2 separate regions of the Homo sapiens genome follow, and region 2 is linked to region 1. Evidence: read pairs that join two places in POLR2A ChIA-PET (ENCODE). Cell type or tissue: Panc1. All regions are shown on one strand. Links, peaks and the distances in the headings refer to the core of each region. The heading gives the core; the rest is flanking DNA.

Region 1 (12,490 bases), core at 1-8,000:
AGACTGTGTGATAAAAATGGCCAAAGCTCTAAGCTAGTGTGTGTGTGTGTGTGTGTGTGTGTGTGTGTGTGTGTGTGTATGTGCTCATGTGTGTACAGATCCAGCTACTTACAACCACAGCCAATATGAGGGAGGAACTTTGATTTATATACTGTACTTAAGTCAAGTTTTCCTAATTGCATCAGCTTCCCTGGAGGTCTCTGCTGCTTTATTGCTGGAGTAGATGCTATAGAACTTCTCTCGGGTTTAATGGCATAGTAAGAGTTGTATTTGCTTTTCAGATTTTGAAAACTGGATACAAATTGTTGTCTAGGTTTTAAGACCACAGATTGAGTGACATCATTCTGGTCCCCAGTGGGAACATGTCACTGTGGTCCTCTGGTCACTCTTCACTTAAAGAACTGCAACATGAAGTAAGCATGATAGGTTTCAGGTTGTGAGCCATCCTAGCTCTTACTAAAGGGGGGCTGTCAATCTTTCTCTGGAGATTTGCAAGGTGGGAGTATAAAGAGAGGCTAAGGCTGAGGCAAGGATGAAATGGTTTCTACGAGTCCCCTCTAAGATTCCAGGGGGACACTTAGAAGTCTAACCCTTAAAACTTTGGATTCTTTTTTTCTGAGTCTTTTTCTGGGCCTTCAAGTTGTGGCAAGGCCTAGAATTAAGAAGCAAGGGGAAGGAGGGAGAAGGAAAGATAAATGTAAGAACAGAGATGGTTTTCCAGAGATGAGCATGGGATATTTGCCAAACAATCCACACTACTCTTGACTCAAGACAGTGCTAGCAGTTTTATGAGCAATGGCTTCATTTCTCTCTAAAATTACACGTGGCATTTCTTGGTGTGATTTTATAGAGATATTATGGTTGTTGTTTTCTCCAAGGGAATCCAAATTAGGTACGGATTAGGATGGCTACAGGATACTTCTCTTAGGCATAGGTGCCGGACTCATCTCTCCCCACTGAACCTGGACCCTGCTGTGTTCTGTAATAGACCTCTTCTTCTATACGACTGTGGAAGGGACCAGAGCCAATGCCACCTCATGCCTTCCTTATCTCTCTCTGAGAGATCAAGAGATGCTCTGGCTGCCACCAAGGGGAGGAAAGGACCAGAGTTCAGATAAACTTTTGATAAAGTGCCATAGCAAACCCCTCATCAGAAGGCAGGAAAGGTCACACAGTAAAAAATAATAATAAGAAGAAAATATAACTGCTTTCTTATGAGGAAAATATTATGAGTTCTTCCCCTTTTTCAGCTTTTATGGAAGGAGATTCTGCCAGTTCCTTCAGAAAAAAATAAGAAAAAGTAGTTTTAAAATGAGATTATGCACCTTCAGGGTGCCATTAGGAAGTTTTACTGTACTGAGATGACATGAAAGCTCTGGAATTAATATCCCTGAGATGCTTCAAACCTGCAATAGCAATTATTGTACTACGTGTCCCTGGATAAATAATAGGGCCATTCAACTAATTAGCTTCAGTGATTTCAACTCCCTGTAAATTCTCTCTCACTCGGCTATAAAAATAACACTAGGAAAACTTTTGGTAAGAGAAACTTCCTTCAAGAGATGTTTTCTTTTCCTTTTTTCCCCCTTCAGTTCATAATGTGCAATGTGTAAAGTAACTTTCACTCCTAATCACAAAGCTAGAATGGAATATGCAAAATTTGCACATTATTAATTGCCATTTACTGCTACTGAACATATTGATTTAAATCTCTAAATCTTGCCTTCCACATATGACATAAATGTTTGAGAAATTTAAACTAGTTTCTTGATACATAGTATAAGCAATCATGTCTGCATGGGCAATAAAGTATAAATCCCAAGTGCACATATATATAGATGTATTGTTAAAGAGAAACAAAAGAATTACTTAAGTCCACACTACAATATATTATAGCCATGTTATTTTAGAGAATTTTGACAACACATTAGCTTTTCAATGGTGTTCATGGAATATTAATTCATTCTGTCATATTTACTGAACGCCTACTAGATGCAAGATGTAAAGTTGCTTCTGTATGTTGTCTTAGAAGAAAAGTAGATTTATTTAACTTAAACATACTATTATTCCTGCTTAAGTGACAAGGATTCTCTTATACTTCTGTCACCTAGAAATACCATAAAATTCTGCAAATTCCAAGCAATAAGGATGTAAACTTCAATAATACAAGCAAATACAATTCTAACATCATCAGCAATGGTCTGAAAATCTATGATATGATCCCAAGAGCACTTGAATTTTCTTATAGCTTGGGCTTTTGTTTTGTTTTTCTTTTTTCCTTTGGGTAAGCTGTTGAGATTTCTTCTTTCCCTTTCATGGAAACTTCTCTACACATTGAAATGAATCAGAAGCTCCTCCCCTGGATGGGCTAGTACTCCTCCTTCAAATGCTGAACGTCATCACAGGAGAGACAGAGGGACCTAGTGAAAGGCAGATGGTGATAAGCTCATACTTGGTGAAGAAAGGAAGAGGAAAAGAGTCTGAAACCTCTTATTGGGCTTATCTTGTTTTTAATTAACAGAATATAATTAAAATTCAAGCCAGACAAAATGACTGGATCTTAAATCAGAATTATGTCTAAGAGTGGAGACTGCAGTCATCTGTTTGCACTCATTAAAGGTGACCTCCACTACTTTCTGGGTCTCCCATTTTGCACTGCTACTTATAGGCAAGTTCTTTTTTTATTTCTTAGCCACATAAAAAAGGATTTTTTTCCTTTCTGCACCAGTACTAACTAAATATATATATATGTATATATATATATTTACATATAGTTGTACTGCACATTAGGATAAAGAATATGGTATAACAGGATACAATATAATAGATTTTTAAAAATCTTGACCTTTCTCTATAATTATTACATTCAAAATGATTCCCCTAACATTGATAATCATGTAATCTGGCAGAGAAACTAATTTTCCAGTAAAAAATTTGAAGGTTAAAGTTTTCCCTAACTTAAACAAAACGTGGCTAGAGATTATAGTTTTTGTTTTACAATCATCCCACAATATTCAAACATTCTAGTCTTACTACCTCAAAATCTACACCTAAGAGCTATCTAGGAGGTTTGTAATATCAACCCCCATAATTTTTCCTTCGAAGAGATCTGCAGCCTCAGCTTATGAAAAATGCAGTCTGTTCACCCTAGGAGAATATAAGTCATAACGTTTGTTTTGGAAATCTATTTTACCCAATATTTCTCAATGAAATAAATTGTATAAATGAAATAAAACTGACACTGCAATATTTACTAAATCACTACCGTCTGCTCTCTGCTTAACACTCTGGCTATCATTGGTTTCTCCTTCTTCAGTTTAGCAGCCGAAAGAGCAAAGGAAAAAGGCTTCTGCAAAGATGCATTTTTAAATCAATATAAATAAGGTTATAAAATAGCCACACTTAGCATGGTTTCCTCCTTCCTTGTCATCCCCATGCATTTGTCACTTTCTCACTGGCTTCTCTTCTTAATAATGTGCATTCTTCAGTTTACCAAAATGTGTGTGTGTGTGTGTGTGTGAGGAGTTCACACATAGAACTAGGGCAAAAAGGTCCAGAGAGTAGTGTAAGAGAGAAAAATTCAAGTAAATCAATCCCATGTAAACTTTATTAATGGTCTGATATTACATACAGACTGAATGATGAAAAAATTGTTAATTATAATTGACATTCTTATTTGAAAATAACTATTAATAAAAATGAAATATTTAAAGGTGAAAGTGGTTAGCCAAAAGATACTTTTAAATATCAAGTCTACAAATAAAAAGAAACAAAAATATTTTCAGGGCCCCGAAGAGCAAATGTTCCTTTTAGTCTGTGGCATCACGGAGTCACACTGTTACATTGACAATGAAGGAGACTAGACTCCACCAGCATCCTAGTCCTAGTTTTCAGGATAGCTGTGAGGTAGTGTACAAAGCCTCATGCAGAGAAATTCCCCTTTATTCTGTGGAGAATTTGATTCATGAAGGAGCAGGACTGATCTGTTTATCAGTGCTGAGAAAGTCTTGTAAAGGACATTGCCTATGAAAGGAGAGAAGGAAGGTAAAAATGGGACAGGAGGCTCTGAGGGCTCCTTTGGCAATTGAAGGTAAGGAAGGAAGAAGCTAAGCTATAAATAAAAAATATTTCTAGAAATGGTATGTGGATGATGCATTATTAATGATGGTGAAATACATCTCAATATGGAGGGGAGAGTGGCCACATCTTAAGATGGAATAGTCACTTGGTCCAAACACTGCTGATGCTCTTGTGATTTTAGAAGGATGCAAAATACCCCCTAAAGTCAAAGAGGTTTTAAGTGTTCACATGTCTACTTGATTAAGCACAAGGATGATACTAAAGAACTAATATGCAATAAAGAGATGAAAAAACACACAATGTTATTTTGATAATCTCAAATGTTTAAGCCTCACAACTGTATGAGAGCCTAGCTTACTGTCATTTAAAATTTTTTTTTTTTGTATTTTAAAAGGTCTATCTTAACTTTTAAAAACAAGTCTCATTACCTACAGAGTCTAGAAAGTACTGACTGTAGCTTGAGGTTATGAAACTGAAGGATTCCTGACTTACTGTTCTCCATTTTAACCGCTAGATGTATTTTCTGTTAACATATTCTGGGGTTAAAAAAATTGGCCTTTTTCACATTTACCTGGATTCCCAAGTATGTATCCAAACAGTATTTAGCCAGTTTACTACAAACACAAATCTTACATGTGGAGCTATGTGTGAAGGTATTATAATTATAGCAGTAATGCAAATATGGTAAAGAGGACCAAAACAGGTGACAGATGGTCACAGACTTAAGACTTATAACTTAAAAATGCAGCTTCACTTTGAAGGATGTATTGTGGTACATCCATGGACATTCAGAAAATTTGTCGGAAACTTACAAAGAAGGAAGATGGTTAGCAGCTTAATATACTCTTTTCTTTTCTTTTTTCTTTCTTTCTTTTTTTTTTTTTTTTTTTTGGTTATCTAGATGGGAGATTTAGTCCTGGTGCCTGAATTTGAGGGTCTCTCACACTGCTCATCTCAACAATCAATTTTTACTGCTGTAGAAGATAATAATGGTAATAACACTATAGAAAAAAACTACCATGACCTATAAGTTATTAGTCTTTTAAAAATAACTGTAGTGTATGCAGCTTCTTCATTTCCTGAAGTAGAAGAGAAGCTGATAGTTGGAGCCTCTGAAGCTGTTCATATATCTCCTGAATGCATGCAAGAGGTTGATTTGCTCACAAAGGAAGAGCAGCTTTGAGAATGGGCCACATGGATGAGAAAAGCGACCCAACATTAGAAATCTGCTGAGGACAATCACCTTCTGGCCCACCTGTCTTCTTGCACCAAGTTCCAGCAAAAAGCTCGCATCATGACACACTAGTGCTTTATCATCCTACAACAAAAAAAAGTCAGGATTCGAGGCCAGTTAAAGTGATGCTCTTAGGTAGCAAATTGTCAGTATTCCCAAAAGGACAGTCCTCTGATGGTGCTTTTGATACTGAAATTTCAAAGATCTCTGTTCACCTGAATGACATCCATAAATTAAGTCTCCCACAAAGTCCAAAATGTTCTTCTATTGCATTTAACAGAGAAGATACAAAATATAAAACTTTATTTCATGTGTGTGCAGATTTCCATATGCTTAACAAGAACTCACCTGGTTTCTATATTATGTGAAAAGATTGTCCTTATAAGACAAATTATATTCTAGTCACTTTCAAATGAAGTGGATTCACCAAGCACACAGTTTATCTCAGGATCTGGAAGCCTTCCTTAAAGCATGACTGTGCAACAAGAGTTTTAATGCCACTCCACTCTGTAATGCACTGCATGTTAACAAGATTTATATACATTACTGGTGCCGTTAAGGAAACTTAAATGACTTGCAGTTTCTCTAGATGAGATTTTAAAAAATCTTAAAAAGGGTGTGTAGCATACAAATGAAATCAGATTACATTAGAAGTTGTTTAAAAGTACAAACATAATACTGCTTGTGTACCAGCTATGGAACACACAGCAAAGACTTGTTTTACTTCAGACAAGCATTCTACAGTCACTGAACATAAAAAACCATAAAGTTACAGCTGCTTTTAAAATGTCACTTAGGGACAAACTGTATAGATGGGAAATTAGATAGTACTGAATGGTTCTGGAGAAGGACCAGGCCTGTACTCTGAACTCCTAACTCTGCATTCATGAGAAAGAATAAAATATTTCTCATCACTAATCATGTTTTCATATGTAGGTACCTGTACCTACAATGTGATCCAAATAATTTATCAGATTCAGAATGATTAATACTTTCCAAACTATACTTAAAATTGAGTCTAGTTATATTGTATGAAAATTGAGAAAAATGAGGTAGATGATGTTTGGGTAACAATTAAAATTTTAGGCAGATGCTTGAATGTCCGTAATTTTTTAAAATGGGGGACTCTACAGTACATGCTGCAAAAATGACTCAAGCTAGGATTTTCAGAATAACCTATATTTTAAAAGTGCAGAACAATGTCAAATCTTTAAGCTTTCAAGCAGAGGATTCGCAATAAAATGAAATCATTAGGCAAAGAGTGGTCACTGTTACGATAAGAAGAAAAAATAATTCAAAATTCTCATATCTATTATTATATTAGAATAGTTCACTTTCTTCTCTACATAATAACATTGGGTATTAAAGAGCCATTTATGCATACCTTATTATTATTTATGAAATTACAAATACACACAGTGTCTGATAACTCATCTCTCTGTATTAAATAGGAACATACATTGTTTTTTAAAATGTCTGCCTTTTACAATGTGTTAGGTAACAGCTTTCCATAGCGTAATCATGAATGCATTATATAATGTGCTTTATAAGAAATTATTAAGGATTATGACTATAGCAATGTAATTCGAATATAAATATGAATAAAGCATTTAGGAATGATATTTTCACTTAGACTGTTACCTACATAATTTGCAGCAATACAATTATCATAGAAGAAGACATACATTTACAGAAAAAGCTGTTGCTACGAATGTTAGTAAAAATCCTATAACGTAGGTGTTTTTCTAGCAACTTCACAAAACCCATGCCTTTAAAAACATGAGGAGAATCCACAATGCCACCTACAGTTTTCTTGACAGTAATCTTGCCTTGGCAGGAAAAAAGGTCAGCTTTATTTGAAAAGCCAGGTGCATGTAAATTTCCAAACTGCAAGTAGGTGGCAGTGGAGACATTTCTGGATGGCCCTTCTCAGTTGGAAATGTAAAAGGAGGAGGAAGCTTCCTTAAAAACAAGTTAAAAACATACTAAAATAAATAATTTCCTGAAATGTAACCTTCCAGATCACCATTAAGAGCTAATAAATTATTTGTCTTTAGGGACCAAAATCCCACCAATCTCTTAATGAAGACAACCATAGCATGAAAAGTGAGCAGCATGGATGACAAAATTAGAAAAAAATGAAAAGAGAGAAGTGTTGGACAATTGTTTCCCACAAATCTAAAAGAAATAATTAGGAATTTGATGTGGACAAGAAACTCCGAGGCTAGCAGCATGAAATACATAAATTTAAAACTAGTAACTTAGCATTTTAAGAAGCCATTAAGAAATCTCCTGTTTGAATGTGAATTTAAGAGTAAGGGAGATGAGTTTATTAGGATCTGGTCTTTAATGAAGAATATCAATTGAGTCCATCAAAAAATTGTGTACAAGAGGCTATTAAACAATGTAGACATATTTAAAGTGTGCTCAACTATAAACAAACACTAGAAACATTAGAATAAAACCACCTGAATTGTCTTTCAAGGTTAATGAGTTGGCATTTAGATTCATTCCATTCTCAAGTTTACTTGCAAAGATAAGAAGGGTCATTAAGTTGTATTATCGGTTCAATTTAATTGATTTGACTCGTGGACATCATATTAGAAACTGGAAAATGCCCAAGAATAAACACTGGAGGGGTGTGTGTGTGTATCAATATACATGGAAAGAAACAGGTAAATGTGTTGTAAGATGGAAAAAAAGGAAGTTAATGACATTATTTATATCGGAATCACCACGTGAAAAGAAATCAAGGTAAACGTCCAGATCAAAGCTTTTTCACACCATGACTATCTCGAATCAGCTTTTCTCCTTTCCTTAATTGGTTAACCACACACACACAGTTTAACAACAAAGGCAACCAAGTGGTCAAGGGATGCAAGAAACCTGGTGAAAACAAATGCCACGTTCTTAGTACTACTGTTCCCCTGCCTGGAACATTCTTCTTCTGTTCATCTTTTAAGATTCACCTCAAAATCCAGATACTCTAAAATGCTGTTCGGAATCCCTGATGTGAATTTAATCACTCCCTCTCCTGCAGTATTTAAAAAAACTTCTATTATAGCAATTATCACATTTTAGAATTAGAATTATTATAGTTGTGTTTGGATCTGAACGACCCCTAAGTCTGCAAGTCCTAGGAGGGCAGGGGTCAGTCCTTGACAATTTTTGGAAAATTTCTGATGCCATGCTCTGCAAGGATGTTTATCTGAATTAGTTGAAAGGATGACTTAAAACCATCTCTCAAAATACGCCATGCTTTAATGCTGTGGACAGTAAAGAATCTATGCTTTGGTGAACAACAGAAGAGTGACATGCCTGTGACTCACTCTGAATAGAGCCTTATAAAGCCTTAAAAAGAAATGTGGCACCAACCTTTACCCTCTCCTTATATACGCAGGAATCCTTGGGAGCTACAGGGTTAGTTTGGTTGCTAGGAGTAAGGCCTGAGAATTATTAGTGAACTGGCATCCTGGAAGCAGTAGGGGGCGTTTTACGCTGAGGATGCTATTGGAGGATGTACTCACAGACTGTGTGATGGGCGGTCACCTAGTCATTGTCCTGGTGACCTTTTAAATGTAAGCAGCAGGAAGCATAACTCAGGCCTGGTAGCAGTGATCAGAGTCATGGGGGAACAAACTGTAAAAATTCCAAAGCAAGGGCCATACTGAACCCAGAATTCTCAAATTCAGGAAGAAACTTCCTAGGCTAATTAATAGAGTTTGTTACTTAGGTTTCCCACATCAAAAGGGATTTGGTGTCGTTGTTTTCTACCCTTTCTATTCCTTGCCCCCTTATGGCATTACAGGTTCCTTTTGTTTTATGGTGGGGGAAAAAACCATACACACAATGAAAGAATATTGAAAAAGTTCTGTAAAAGCTCCCCTGAGAGAGAAAAATCTCTGGAAGTCATTCTTCCTCTTGGAAAGGCGTTGGATCAATTTCATTCTTCTCCAGATAACACATAAAACTCAGCACAGGCTATGTAAGTAAAAGAAAGTTTCAGTGAGGGTTTGTTTCTTGCTGCCAAGGGTCTGCAACTTCGAATTGCCTGAAATACTGAACATATTGAGACATGAATGCTGCAAACATCTAAAAATATTAGTAGTGTGGCTGCCTACAAAGAAGATGGAGGGCCTACCTGAGGCGGCAGAGCCTCTTACATTGGAGGGTTGGAGAGAATCATCCACCTGCAGGAGGCCCCCAGTCAGGAGGTTAGAAGACCATATTTAAGAAGAAGGAATCACAGTCCAAGTTCGGCCTCAAACCAGTACATTTTAAGAGTCTCAGTAGATAGCAAAGAGATCATAAAAATGACTCACCAAAAGGCATATATTAAAATTGGACTGGGATGCATTTTTAAGAAAGCCAGAAAACTCCAAGAGCATAGCTTCAGAATAAGAACAACACATGGTTTTTTGGGGGGGAAGTTTAATAAACTGCAGTTTTGGATTACCTTAATCCATATCCTTAATCCACAAAATTCTGTCATTCACTGTTTTGGGCAATGTGACATTATATTTTATTGTAAAGTATTATAGTATATTTCTGTTTGATGAGTAAAAACTTGAACAATTAAAATAAACAATGTATATTGTAATCTCATTGCATGAAGATTTGATTTTCCTATTCTGTTGTAAATTTTAAATTTCTTATCCTGTTAAAAAGCCCATAAAACAGATTTTGTGAACATATGTTTTATGAGCCAATGCCAAAGTAAGAGTGGTAAATCCCTCAGTCACAGACATAATCTTCAGAAGTCAACACTTAATTATTCAGCTTGTAGATTTTCCATGCTTTCCTGTCCCTCCTCCTTGGTATTTCATTGCACACACACACTTCTTTTAGAAAGCAGGCAAACAAAAGAAGTAGAAGAGATGAAACTCAGACTTGAAGGTGTGGATATCTGTAACATTACTTTGAAATGTTGTCAGCAAGGAAAAAGAAGCTAAAAGATAATAAAAATTGTTATCATTTAAGAATAGCTTTCATTTCAAAACAGTATTTCATGTGCATTTTTTTTCAAATGTCTGTTTAAAAGTTTTTGCAAATTAATTGTGGTTAGGATGTTTCAAACTAACACAGTAAATAGATTTTCACCTCAAAATTGTACCTACTTAAAAACATTTAAATTTTACTTAATACTGACTTTTAGGTTGATTCTTCAGTAAACAAAGTGAGAGCTTGTCATTAACTACCAGCAGGTGGTGGTATTCACAAATAGGGTACAAGAAATACTGAAAGGGCTATGAGTATAACCAATATGTGGTTCAGATTTATGGATTATGGATTTTAAAACATTTTTAATGGAGTTGTCAGCACACTGAAACTACTTCCATTCCCATCTGTTCCATATGAATGTGGAAACTTGGAAGTCACCTTAAAATATGTGCCTGTAGAAAGTTTTGCATTAAGAACATTGGGTCTCTTTATAAAAGCAGACAAATATTTTCTATTTTTAAATATTTAAATTTTCTGTATAACAATGAGCTTCAAACATGCACAAGTATCCTGACTCTTCCAATATTTTGGGGGCCTCTAGGTTTAGAATCTGATCTATCTTCTATTCAGGGCAGACACGTATCAAGAGGGAGCACTGACTGTATACTTTAGCCAAGCTAACCTGAGCAAATGCTGAATGGTGGGCACTGTGCACACAGTTGCTATGGAGAAAATATGTCCGTTCTTGTCTCCAAAAAAAAGGTCCCAGGTTTCAGAGGATACAGAAGCAACAAGAGGCGGTGAACTCCAGTCATCGAGTCAACAGCTTCAGGGGCTTTAGGAACAGGCTGAAATTATTTGGTTTTGACCGCCAGATGACCTCCATTGCTGCCCAGTCTGATGGACAGTCGGACCATTAGTTCTTTTAACACACATTCTTTTCCTGAAACACAGACACCACTCTGCGTTTGCACAGAGCAAGAAAGGAGAGCAAACGAGAGTGTCTGAAAGGGAGAGACAGAGACGTACATTTGCAGAGAAACTTCTAAACCAGCCGCAACCCTTCTACTGTTTTAGGGCCTAGGACTAGAGGAATTCAATCCAAGCAAAGAGACATCAGCTTTTTTTTTTTTATCTAACTTAAAAATCTGACTTTAGACTACAATTAGGCAAGATTATATCTAATAAATGTCCAAAACAAAAACATGGAAATGGTTAAAATTGATTTTTTGTATTTTCTAAAGCATTTGATATCTAGCTTAAAAATCAGCAACACTACTTTATATATATATACAAAATGTATACATATATATGTTTATACATATATATATACACACACACAGAGATCAGAAATAAAGAGGTCTTACTATGTTCTACCTAATGTTAGTTCAGGCTTACTGCAAAATTGTTTTCCACTACATACTACCCAGTTCTTTGAAATCCATTTAATGAGTTTAATTCCCAGGCCACATTACTGTGGTATATGAGATTCAATGTACATTTTATTTGTTTTCTTGGTATGCATGTGTTTTGATGTGTGAATGAAAAGTAACTTTGGTCTTATTATTCTTATAAAACAAATCAGGAGCTAAGCTTTGCTTTCAGACAACCTATTAATCCAAGGCAAAACTGAAAAGCACAAAGATTGTACTCCAAAGAGACCCATAAAGATACTGAACTTTGCCAGGAAATGGGGAGGGAAAAGGGAGTAGAAAAGGAAATTTAGGTAGAGGATAAAATTTTCTATAGATGATGAATCATTCTATCTTTAAATAAAGCAATACTTAAACTTACATTTAATCAAATCTACAAAACACACACACACACACACACACACACACACACACACACCCTCCATCTCCATTTTCTTGTGGTTGTGGCTGACAGAACTGTACTTGTCCCCAGCCTCTTCTGATTTTCCTCTTGGGATAAGTGATGAGCTATGCTGCAGTCAACGAGGAAACATCTGTTTGACTTTCCGAAGCTGGCATGGGGAGCTGAAGTCTGAATCACAAATGCCACTTTCATAAACAGGTCTCCCACAGGAACCTTGCTAAAAACATGACTCTACTGGGGTGAGCCACAGCTCTGGTGAGTGATGGGGAAGGCTGCTCTCCTTTCCAGCTATTTGAAACAATATACACTTTTTATAGGATTTGTCTGTGGTGGGATTTAATGAATTCCAATCTGTTAACAGACGTACCTGAATCCAGTTTTAATTTGGGAAGTTAGTTC
Region 2 (10,687 bases), core at 1,185-9,184, 82 kb before region 1:
GTAGAGAATGAACCTAGAAATGGGGGTTTTGCTGGATGGATAAGGAGAGAAGAAAAAGCACAAGGAAAGGAGAGAGGAGAATAGGAAAAGACAGGGCTAGATAATGGAGAAGGAGCAGGGAGGGAAAGAGGGCAAGAATTCCTAGGCTTAAGATTTTCATAGACTCCCTAAGAAAAATATCAGCCAGTATCTAAATCAGTCATGATTAGGGCTCTGCCGACGGAACGAATGTCCTTGAGGTGGCCCTTGCAATGTGCAGCATTCCTTTACTGACAACCATGGAATAGGTCCTTGGTCCACTTAAGGAGGCTTCAGAGGGGCATCTGACCTTAGAAAGGATGGGCTCACTAACAGCCTGAAGCATGGTTAACAGTCTGGGATGAATAAGATGTAATTTTATATTCAACAAACCTGTTACATATTCATTTCCAAATGTGCCTGGAATCAAACCAGGCTATCAGAAGTCAGCATCACCAAGGAATTTTATCTTTCACCCTGTGTTCACTTTTCAGATCTGACACATTTCCATTCCCCTCTGAACTTGCAATCTCCGGGCCTCTCAGAGAGGAGACATTTCCATTCTTTCCATTCTCAATCCTCTGATCTCTTAGAGATGAGGCAATTCTATTTTCACTGTACTGATATAAGAAATATTGATAGGAAAAAATAAATGTCTGGTTTGGCTTCCCACCCGCTCTAGGATAAATCTTGGCTGTTCTGGGAACATTAATTAAAGTGAATGTATGGCTGCTTTTAAAGTTTAGGTATTTCCCTACCCAGTCACTTTATTTAGGGCTTTGGGGTTCACACACAGGTACCCTCTTAATTATTGAGTTCAGTAATTTTTGTAGTCTCAGAGAAAGGTGCTTTCTCTAATCAGAAGCCCATAATGTCCTACCCAGTGCCTGTGCATTTAGAAGCTCTTATACCTCCTTTTCGTCGAGTGCCACTCTCATCCTCTTCTAGATCATGCTCTTCATCTGGGGGGATAAATGATCAGTATTAGCAATTAGTGGTTCACAGTCTCATGTTCTTTTTTTTTTTTTTCGAGATAGAGTCTTGCTCTGTTGTCTAGGCTGAAGTGCAGTGGAACGATTTTCGGTTCACTGCAAATTCCACGTCTGGGGTTCAAGGGATTCTCCTGCCTCAGCCCCCTGAGGAGCTAGGAGTACAGGTGCCCACCACCACGCCTAATTTTTGTATTTTTAGTAGAGATGGGGTTTCACTATGTTGGCCAGGTTGGTCTTGAACTCCTGGCATCAGGTGATCCACCCTCCTTGGCCTCCCAAGGTATTGGGATTACAGGTGTGAGCTACTGCGTCCAGCCAGTCAGTCTCATGTTCCTTATACGGAAAGGTCCCCTTTCTCTGAGCTCATCATACTCTCTTCTTTAAGGAAAGTTTAATTACTGTTGTTTTTTTTTTTTTTTTTTTTTTTTTAGGCAGAGTTTCACTCTTTGTTGCCCAGGCTGGAGTGCAATGGTGTGATCTTGACTCACTGCAACCTCCACCTTCCGGGTTCAAGCTATTCTTCCCGAGTAGCTCAGCCTCCCGAGTAGCTGGGATTACAGGCTCACAGCACCATGCCCAGCTAATTTTGTATCTTTAGTGAAGATGGGGTTTCTCCATGTTGATCAGGCTGGTCTCAAACTCCTGACCTCAGATGATCCGCCCACCTTGGCCTCCCAAAGTGCTGGGATTACAGGCGTGAGCCACCGTGCCTGGCAATTACTGTGTTCTTAAAAAAAATATTAATTTGTCACCTTCAAACTGGCCCTCTCCTTCCCTTCCCTTTCATTTATTCATAAGCATGTTGAAGTGCTCATTACATGCAAGACATTGCACTAGGAACTGGGGACAAGCAATAAACAAGACTGTCAGAGTTCCTGCCCTTGTGGAGCTTCCAGTCCATTGGATTATTTAGATGTCTATCACCAGAATCCTAATCCTTTTCCTCAAACTCCATTTCTCCTTCCCTCTGGAATTCTCTTCAAAATTATTATCTCTATGCAAGCATTCTCTCTAGTTTTAAGCATTCTAGAGTTAGGATGTTAGAGTGTGTGTGTGTGTGTGTGTGTGTGTGTGAACAACCCTCTGTGATTGGCTGGGTGCGGTGGCTCATGCCTGTAATCCCAACACTTTGGGAGGCCGAGGCGGGCAGATCATGAGGTCAGGAGTTGGAGACCAGCCTGGTCAACATGGTGAAACCCCGTCTGTGCTAAAAATACAAAAATCAGCTGGGCCTGTGGCGGGCGCCTGTAACCCCGGCTACTCAGGAGGCTGAGGCAAGAGAATTGCTTGAATCCAGGAGGCAGAGGTTGCAGTGAGCCGAGATTGTGCCACTGCACTCCAGCCTGGGTGACAGAGCAAGACTCTGTCCTGGGGAAAAAACAAAAAACAAAAAACCCTCTTTGATTAATTAGTCCTTAATCCTTAATGTATCCATCTTTGTTCAGCTGTAATGGAGGCTGGTCATGTACATAATTTTATGTTCCTAGTACTTGGGGCTTGTAGTTATCTTTTTACTGTTTTTATTCAGCATGTCTTGTTCATTAGAGTATAAGCTCCTGAGGGTAGCTGGAATGGTCTTTTAATTAATTGCCGTAGATTCACAATGGGTTCTAACTCAATGCCAGTGTCTAACTCCAGTCAAATGTTTATACGGTCAAAGTCATAACATAATTGGCCTAAGTTTCTTACTCCCATTAACCGGTTTCATCTCGTCACATTACCCGATAAAATAGGAATTGGACCCTTATAATGTAAATATGTGTACCAGAATCATATTTAGCTATTTTATACATGGGGCAAAGTGAAGAAAAATACACTCGTTATTCTTTTCACTACCACCATGCTCTTTTCCCACTCTCTCACTCACACATATATACACACATATGCACAGTAGATAGGGTATAGTAAGCAATGTTTTGAGGGCTGAATACTCAGCTCCTCCTGGCCACATTTACTTTCCTTTCTCCTGAGTCTTAATGACATTTGCTTGTCTTGCTTCTCCATAGTTTTGCCACTAAATGAAACTTTGACATTTCTCTTTCTTTTTTTAAATGTAATGTTTATAGGGCAATATGAGTTCCGGTATGCCAAACTGGGGAAGTAAGCTCCAAGCTCATAGGTAAGAAGGAGCAGCATAAAAATATATTAGAATACTATAAAGCATTAAAGGAGTAATTGATTTCAAGTAAGAAAGAGACTGATATGGCCAGGTGTGGTGGCTCATGCCTGTAATCCCAGCACTCTGGTAGGCTGAGATGGGAGGATCACTTGAGCCCAAGAGTTAGACACCAGCATAGACAACAGAGCAAGACCCTGTCTCTATAAAAAATAAAAATAAAAATTAGCTAGGCACAGTGATGCACACCTGTAGTTCCAGCTACTTGGGAGACTGAAGCAAGAGGATTGCCTGAGCCCAAGAGTTTGAGGCTGCAGTAAGCCATGATTGCGCTACTGCAGTCCAGCCTGGGCCTGGGCAACAGAGCGAGACCTTGTCTCTAAAAAAAAAAAAGGACGGATACTCTGGGAAATAAAATATATATATATATGCCCTACAATATAGTATGGGAAAAGGAGCACTTTGACTCAACAGTTCTTATAGCCATGTATGATCTAGCAGCAGAGAATGTTCTACTTGACACCTGTAGTGCTCCCTCAACCCTACCACGAGGAATAAAACAACCTAAGCTAATGGAGGAGTGAAATCAAATATAGGAAACAGATCATGCTGAAATAAACCACATTAAACATTCTTTGCACATTGTCTTCTCGTTACTCGTCCACTTCCTTCCTTTCTCAGCTATGATGCATTTCTTTTTTGACATGGGACTAATTTTAGGATTGGAAACATTAGAGGAAAAGTTGGTACAACCTCAGTTTTAGAGATACCCAATAATTTGGACAGAGAGCAGCTCTTTTGTTGATATCAAACAACTCCATCACAAAGACCAATAATTTGCTGTGCTTAGGCACTTTTGCAGAGGTTTATTCTACCTCTGCTGTCTGTGCGCAGCTGTCTCTTCCTCCCAATTCTAATCAATGTAAATTGGGTCAGATCTCCACTGTGAATTACAAATTGGATCCGAAGTTGGAGGGTCACAGTGCTGCTACTCCACCTCCTTCCCACCACCATTAGATGGGAAGCTTCACCAAAGATCTTTTCTAAATAAATCAGACTTTATTGTAAAACTCGGCCACTGACGAGACATAACCTCATTAGCATTGATTTTAAAATAAATTATTGAAAGTGGCTTGCCTGCTCTTTGCATTTGTAAAATAGGAGAATGTAAATGTATTTGCAATGATAAAAATGAAAACTAAAACTTAATTCCTTTATTCTTTTGGGCAACAGCACTTAATCTAGTCATAATACAAAGATGGAACAATAGAAATGTGTTCTATGCAGTTCAGTTCCAGACCAGTTACTCTTGATTTCCACTGCACTTTTGGAATCAACTAGAAAGAAAAAAAAAACATTGGCTATAGAGCTTTTATATCATTCACCGCCATTACTAAGCTCTACGATGATGGATGTAAACGGGGAAGCTCCAATCCCCACATCTGTTTTATCTAACACCGTCCTTCCCAGGTGGCTGAAAGTAGGCTCAAATCAAGAAGCCTTCCCATTGATGGGCTTGGCGCTATGCCTCTGGGGTCTTTGGAAGACTGGGTAGGGGGCACTGTCACATAGTGAAGGAAAACACCATTCACAGCTGGTTGTGAAAATTACACCCCTAGACACCTCCCTAGGTTCAGAGGGCACAATACAAATAGGCATACAAGTTATCTCAGATCTTTCCATGAAACTGAACAGGTGTCTTTGCAACCCCAGAGTCAAAGACAACTATTATATGGCAACAGAAAAAAAGTCTTGTTGCTCACAAGAAGGGGTGGGTTAAATAGCTAAAGTTCTCATTTTTATTAATCTTTAATGTGACACTTTAATTTTAAGAGACTATTTTGAAAAATATTTTTTAGGCTAAAGAGCTTGTTGAATTTCTTTATAAGAATATTATTAGGCATTTCAGCATTATGTCTACTGAAATACATCTTCATTTAAGAGTGAATTAAAATTTATGTGCTAGCTCAACTTTAAACAGTAATGGATTATAATGGTCCTTGCTCCTAACAGGGCATATGGGACCCCAACCTTACATAGGTTTTAAACAAATTAACCTCTAAAGATTACTGTCCACTTATCACATTAAATGCTCTACTTGATCCCCAAATATCTCATCTCAATTGGGAAAACAGTTGAAGAAGATTCTGTTAACTGTGTGAACATGTAAGAGAACCATGGGGCATCACAAATGAGCATCAGTATCTGGAGAGTCGATTTCAATAAACATTCTTGGCACAATGTCAGGGACACTAATGAGAGGCTGAGAGGAATAGGACACTGAATCCACCTCAGAGGGACAGAGAGGAGCCAGCAGCTTCTCATGACACCTGGCTATTTTCTGAAGTGCTGCTCTGACACTCCTCTGACATTGGCTACACTGATATCAGAAAGAATAACATTAGAAAAAAATGACTAAATCAGAAAGAGGGGAAATCAGTTACTTCCCCAAATAAAGAAAGTGATAAAAGCTTCAAAAAATGCCAACTGTGTAAATGTGCAACCAGATGTCAAGGTGCTGTGGTGACAGATGCAACAGAAATACAGATAGACTCAAGGTGCAAAGGGGACATGCAGAAAAGTAGAAATAAACTGCTCCCCCGCATGCACAGATATGTTATAAATCCACGGATGTATAGCACCTCATCAGACAACATGCAAAATACAAGCAAGATGCTAATAACACATTTAATTCTCTGTTGTGTATTTGGTTATCTCAACTGTTAGCTCAAAATATTCGCATCCTATTTCAGTGATATGGGCTTGATGTATAAGATATTAAACTCAATTTGTGCTAACTGCAACACTTGGAATGCACTGAATTTAACTTCACAAATAATACCTAAGCATCTACTAACTGGGGAGAAAGACCTGAATACAAATCACTGGTGAGGGCTAAAACAAAGCTTAATTCCAGTTGAGTATCTGGGAAGGTGTCACTGAGGAGACATATTTGAGCAGAATGTGTATGATTTCACAGGCTGAGATCAGGGGGATGGTCTAGGTAGAAGAAACAACATGATTCTAGTTTTGGTGCTGGCCAAGCAGCACTGTGTGGCTGGGGCTCAGTGGGCATGGGAGTAAGACAGAGAAAAGGCCAGAAGTTCAGAGGAGGCCTGATGTTGGTGTTGACTCTTCCCTGATGCTCTTTCTTCATAAACTTTGTATTTTTGGTCTCTATTTTGTTTCATTTCCTTAGACTTCTTATCTTCACTGTTCCCCCTTCCTGTGGGTCTGAACAACTGTACAGGGGGAAAAATAATTCCACAGAATGCTTGTTTCCATTTGACTCAAAATTTTAAAAACTCAGTTATATGCTTTATTTTAAAGCAATCTGGTTTCTAGGTTTATAATAACACCCTGGGGCAGTGTGGGCAGCATTGGAATGTGCACAGAAATTCCCAAAGATGGCTCGTCATCTCTCTTTCCATTTGCTCTTCTGAAATCTCTCTAGAGAACACAGCCAGATTCCGTTGCCATTGCAGCTGCTACAAGGCCCCAGTTACAGCACTTCAATGGTCTCAGACGTCTTGCTGGATCCCAGCCTTGAGACCTCAGACAAAGCGAAACCTGACAAAAGTTGTCCTTTTATGGAATCTTGAATCATGGAGCTGGGCCTATGCTGGCCTGTAAAATAACTTCGGTGGTGGTGGTGGTGGTGGTGAGAGAGGGCTCAGAAAAGCCTCCATTTTCTACATATTGCTTTAGCATTTCTTTGTGGTAGTTCCCTGCAGTTTAATCTACTGCAAATGAGATCCTAAAAAAATCAAGGGCCCACATATGCTCAACACGGATGTTCAGAAATTCCACCAGATACCAACCTTGAAACCATATTTTCCAGGACTAACGTTTTTGTGGCCTGGCTGAAAACCTTGAGGGCTCTGGTTTTCCCTCAAGGGGAGAAGAGTGCTAGCCACATAGCAAATGCTAATTATCCCATGATTAATGTGATGGAGTGAGTTTAATGTGATGACCCATGCGTTATTTTGATTACAAAAAAACATTTTTTATTGACTTGGTATGTATTACATACACTTTTCTCCCTATTAGGAAGCCCATCTAAATTATACTCTGGAAGGAAGGTCTCACTTACATGGCTTTCCCTATAGAGACAGTGTGGGCTTGTGTGGGCCCCATCCCAAAAGGGAGGATTAGCAGAACCGTCAATGTTAAATATCCTCCACAAAGCACATTTACCTATTATAAGGAAACAAATGTTAGAGGCCCACATCATTTGACTCTTGATGGGTATGCAATGTTAGCACAATCCAATGTTACTGTAGGCTGTCCCTCCACCCAGCACCTGGCCTCGTAGTCAAAATGGGCCTGAGCAGAAGGTGCACTCCACATTCCATCTGCTCAGGATTTTCAGTTTCACCTGCTCCATACACATAGCTGGAAATAACCAACTGGACTGTCTCAGGTCTGGTTCGAGAGGGCAGGGACCTAACCATCCCCAGTTCTTCAAGGAGGTAACACTTCCTGTTTAAACACCATCACATTAATAACAGCCAGCATTTACTGAGTACTCACTGTATGCCATTGTTTGCCAGGGTTCTGTGCTAAGAACTTTACACATGTCAGTTCCAGACTCCTCAGCACATCCATCTGAGACAGCTACTATTGTTTTCCCTGTTTTGCAGGTAATACAATCAGACAGAGAGGGCAAGTAACTTGCTCAAGATCTCACAGCTAGCAGGTGGCAGAGCAAATCCATCCTGATTTAGAGCTAGTATCTGTGCCTAGGATACCATTGCTGTCTCATGTGCCGCTGCTTGGTAGATGGTCTTATGAGAGGGCAGCAGAAAGGAGACAGTGTTAGGCCCCCTCACATTCCCTTCTTAATTTCTCCAGGTGTGGCACTATGCAAAATTCAAACAGCAAGTTCAGAAGCAACAGCTAAGTGGAGTGGACAGGAAGCTGGGTGATGGAAACTTGTGGCTGAAATATTCATATCATAATTAAATGCCAATATATCCCACCTCCAACTCTGACTCTAAGAACTGTGATGGATAGAGGCTTATGGGAAAGAACCTGTTGGCTGGGTACAGTGTTGTCCTTTGGAAACTAGGTGCAGTTTAGCTGTTGTTTCCCTAACCTGCAGAAAGAGATCCTGGATTTCCTACTGTGTGGCCTTCCTCACTTCCAATGGGCAGCTGTTGTGGATAGAGGTTAAATGTACCTACAGATGAGTCTTCATGCCCTTGGGGCCACTCCAACATACCAGCTGGTGTAAATTTTGGAAAAATGCCCTGATACTCTGGGCGGTGCTGCATTGGCCAAGGGGAGGAGTTTAGGAGGCAGGAGAAAGATGGTCATTAGGAAGCCAATCATACCTTCATTGCCCACTCCTGGGGTAAGGTGACAGTCCCAAACTCATCTTATTTTTTGAGGACTCTTCCTCTTTATTCACCTTTGCTCTGTGTCTCTAAGCATCAGCCCCCGCCCCCCGACTCCTTTGAAAACGAAACATGGTGCAGAAAAAGGCCCTTTCTTTCCACCCGAGAAGGTTCACTGAGGTTTTCCCAGAGCATTCTTCCACAGTTGTAACCCAAAGTGGAGTGTCACCCGGATATTTCCCCAAGCCTGGGCAGGAGTGAGCAGAATGTGAGCTCACTAGGAAGATTCTGGCCAAGCTGGGGAATGCATCTCCTTTTAGGGAGTATTGTGAATTAGATCCATTTCTGCACCCTGCTGTTGCAATGGAGCCGACTGTGAAAGGGAAGATTCTCAGAGGAGCTGTGTTTTAATGTAGCAATTTGATTCAATTTTCCACTCTATAAAATTACCCATCACTGCTCGTTGCTTTCTAACAGACACCTTCACTCTTAATTTAACAATCCTATCGAATTCTGCCAGGGAAATTGGAAAAATTTATCACCTGTGAAATTTTATTTTCCTTTGGTTGTATCTGTTTTTGTAAAACTTCATTAACGACGATGACTTGCTGAGGAAATTATCATTTTTTTTAACGTCAGACACAAGAAATGGCTCGACCTCAACCAAGATATCATTTGCATAATAAAACACAACAAAAAGGCTGGAGAAGTCGGGACTGGTAGAGGCTGGAAGTGCTAGGAGAAGAAGCAGGCTCTCCTTGGAGGGTGGGTGAAGTCCCCAGCAGGGCAGGGACATGTGGTCACAGTCCTGCCACTTGACTCAGGAAGCAAAGACGTAGCTTCTTCCCCAGGAAGAGATGAATGCAGTGTGGAGAGGGTTGGACGCTCTTCTTAGGAAGCCTTGAAATGCAAGTTGCCTACTGATGATGCTTTCAGCAACCAGCCCTGTCTTCAGGGACTTGAGTGTTAGATTCACCTTAGCTCTTAGGTTCATCTGGGATTGAGGTTCATCTGGGTTCATCTGGGATCTAAATTGTTATAAATTTAGGCTTAACTTGAATTTCTCAGCAGAGCACTGAACTCCTGGCAAATTTCCATAGGAATGATCTTTCTGAATGGACTTGAAGATTAGCGTTCCTGTGGTCTAACTACTTCACAATTAAAAGGCTCAGGCTTTGGTTCTCCACTGTCTGACCCCCACTGAGCTTTGCACCATTCACCAGCTGCTGTTATCCCCACCAGACATGGCTATGCAGAAGCAGTGATGACTATACATTTTTTGAGATGCTAGTTTTCATGCCTTTGGAAGAAAGGAAATATATTGAGTAGACCTGCTGTAATGATGAGCAGATAAAACATGTTAGGGTTATTTTTAAGAGATGTGATTTGATTCATGGTATATCTGAACTAGGTAATAATGAGTTGTTCTCTATCAAGGTTTACTATCAAGGTTTGGTCTATCAAGGTATTACTAGAAAGGTTGGTCAGCATTTGCATATTTCAGAGTTTTGAAATCCTTCATAATTTTGAAGCGATTTTCCATTATTCTCACAACTACACACCAAAAAGTTGAAACTAGAGAATTTTGATGACTCATTCCAAAACTCACAATAAACCAATAAAAACCAACGTAAGTATTGTTGACTCTTTAACCTGGTGGACACATGTAAAAAGTTACTTCACATGGCATGGATAGAAGACACTCATTAATCAAATTCTTCTTGCTCCCAGAGCAAGGCAGAGCCTCATTACCCACTTCCCTACAATCTCATAAAGCGTCCCACATTATCTCCTTCAGAGGATGAGGGTTAGATTTGGCTTCCTTTGGAATTTTCAAAGTTATTATTCTTCCACCAGGTCATGAATTTCTGAAACTAGCATAAGATAATCAGAGGACAAAATTTCTCACCTGGCAAGACTTCATAAATATCTTCTTCTTCTTTCTCCTCTGTAGGCTCTTTTATCCCCACACTCCCAGGCAAGATAGTGGGTCTGCACTGGGAACCACAACTTGGGGAGTCAAAACCATCAATATCATCATATGTCTCTTCTTTTTCTTCTTCCTCCTCATCCTCTTCATATGGAATGGTTAAGGAGCTCAGATCTAACAAGGCAAAGATGAGAATGAATCAAGAAACAGAGAAAAAGAAAATAAGACAGGAAAGGAAAGAGGGAGAAGGAGGAGGAGGGATGAGAGTAAAATATGTCAAATGAAAATGAAA

Evidence for each region. ChIA-PET counts read pairs that join two places held together with the same protein. Peaks named below come from ENCODE experiments on the same cell type or tissue, not always from the same donor. Only the 100,000 strongest peaks of a DNase experiment are listed, where the experiment ranks them.
Region 2: POLR2A ChIA-PET joins it to region 1 with 11 read pairs; 3 of 35 experiments call an interaction of 5 or more read pairs at or near these places.

The regions. Positions count from the first base shown.
Region 1 is chr17:48,252,678-48,265,167 of GRCh38, forward strand. All of the region lies in intron 4 of SKAP1 (src kinase associated phosphoprotein 1), which reads right to left. Among named protein-coding and RNA genes, the nearest start is that of SKAP1-AS2, 35 kb to the right of the region's middle. In Panc1, for the core only: CTCF peaks have their summits at 7,201 and 7,401; no DNase peak of the experiment used is centred there; H3K27ac peaks cover 1,976 bases.
Region 2 is chr17:48,169,680-48,180,366 of GRCh38, forward strand. SKAP1 (src kinase associated phosphoprotein 1) reads right to left here. Exons shown (of 13, transcript NM_003726.4): 9 at 10,375-10,569; 10 at 930-980. Among named protein-coding and RNA genes, the nearest start is that of MIR1203, 19 kb to the left of the region's middle. In Panc1, for the core only: no CTCF peak of the experiment used is centred there; no DNase peak of the experiment used is centred there.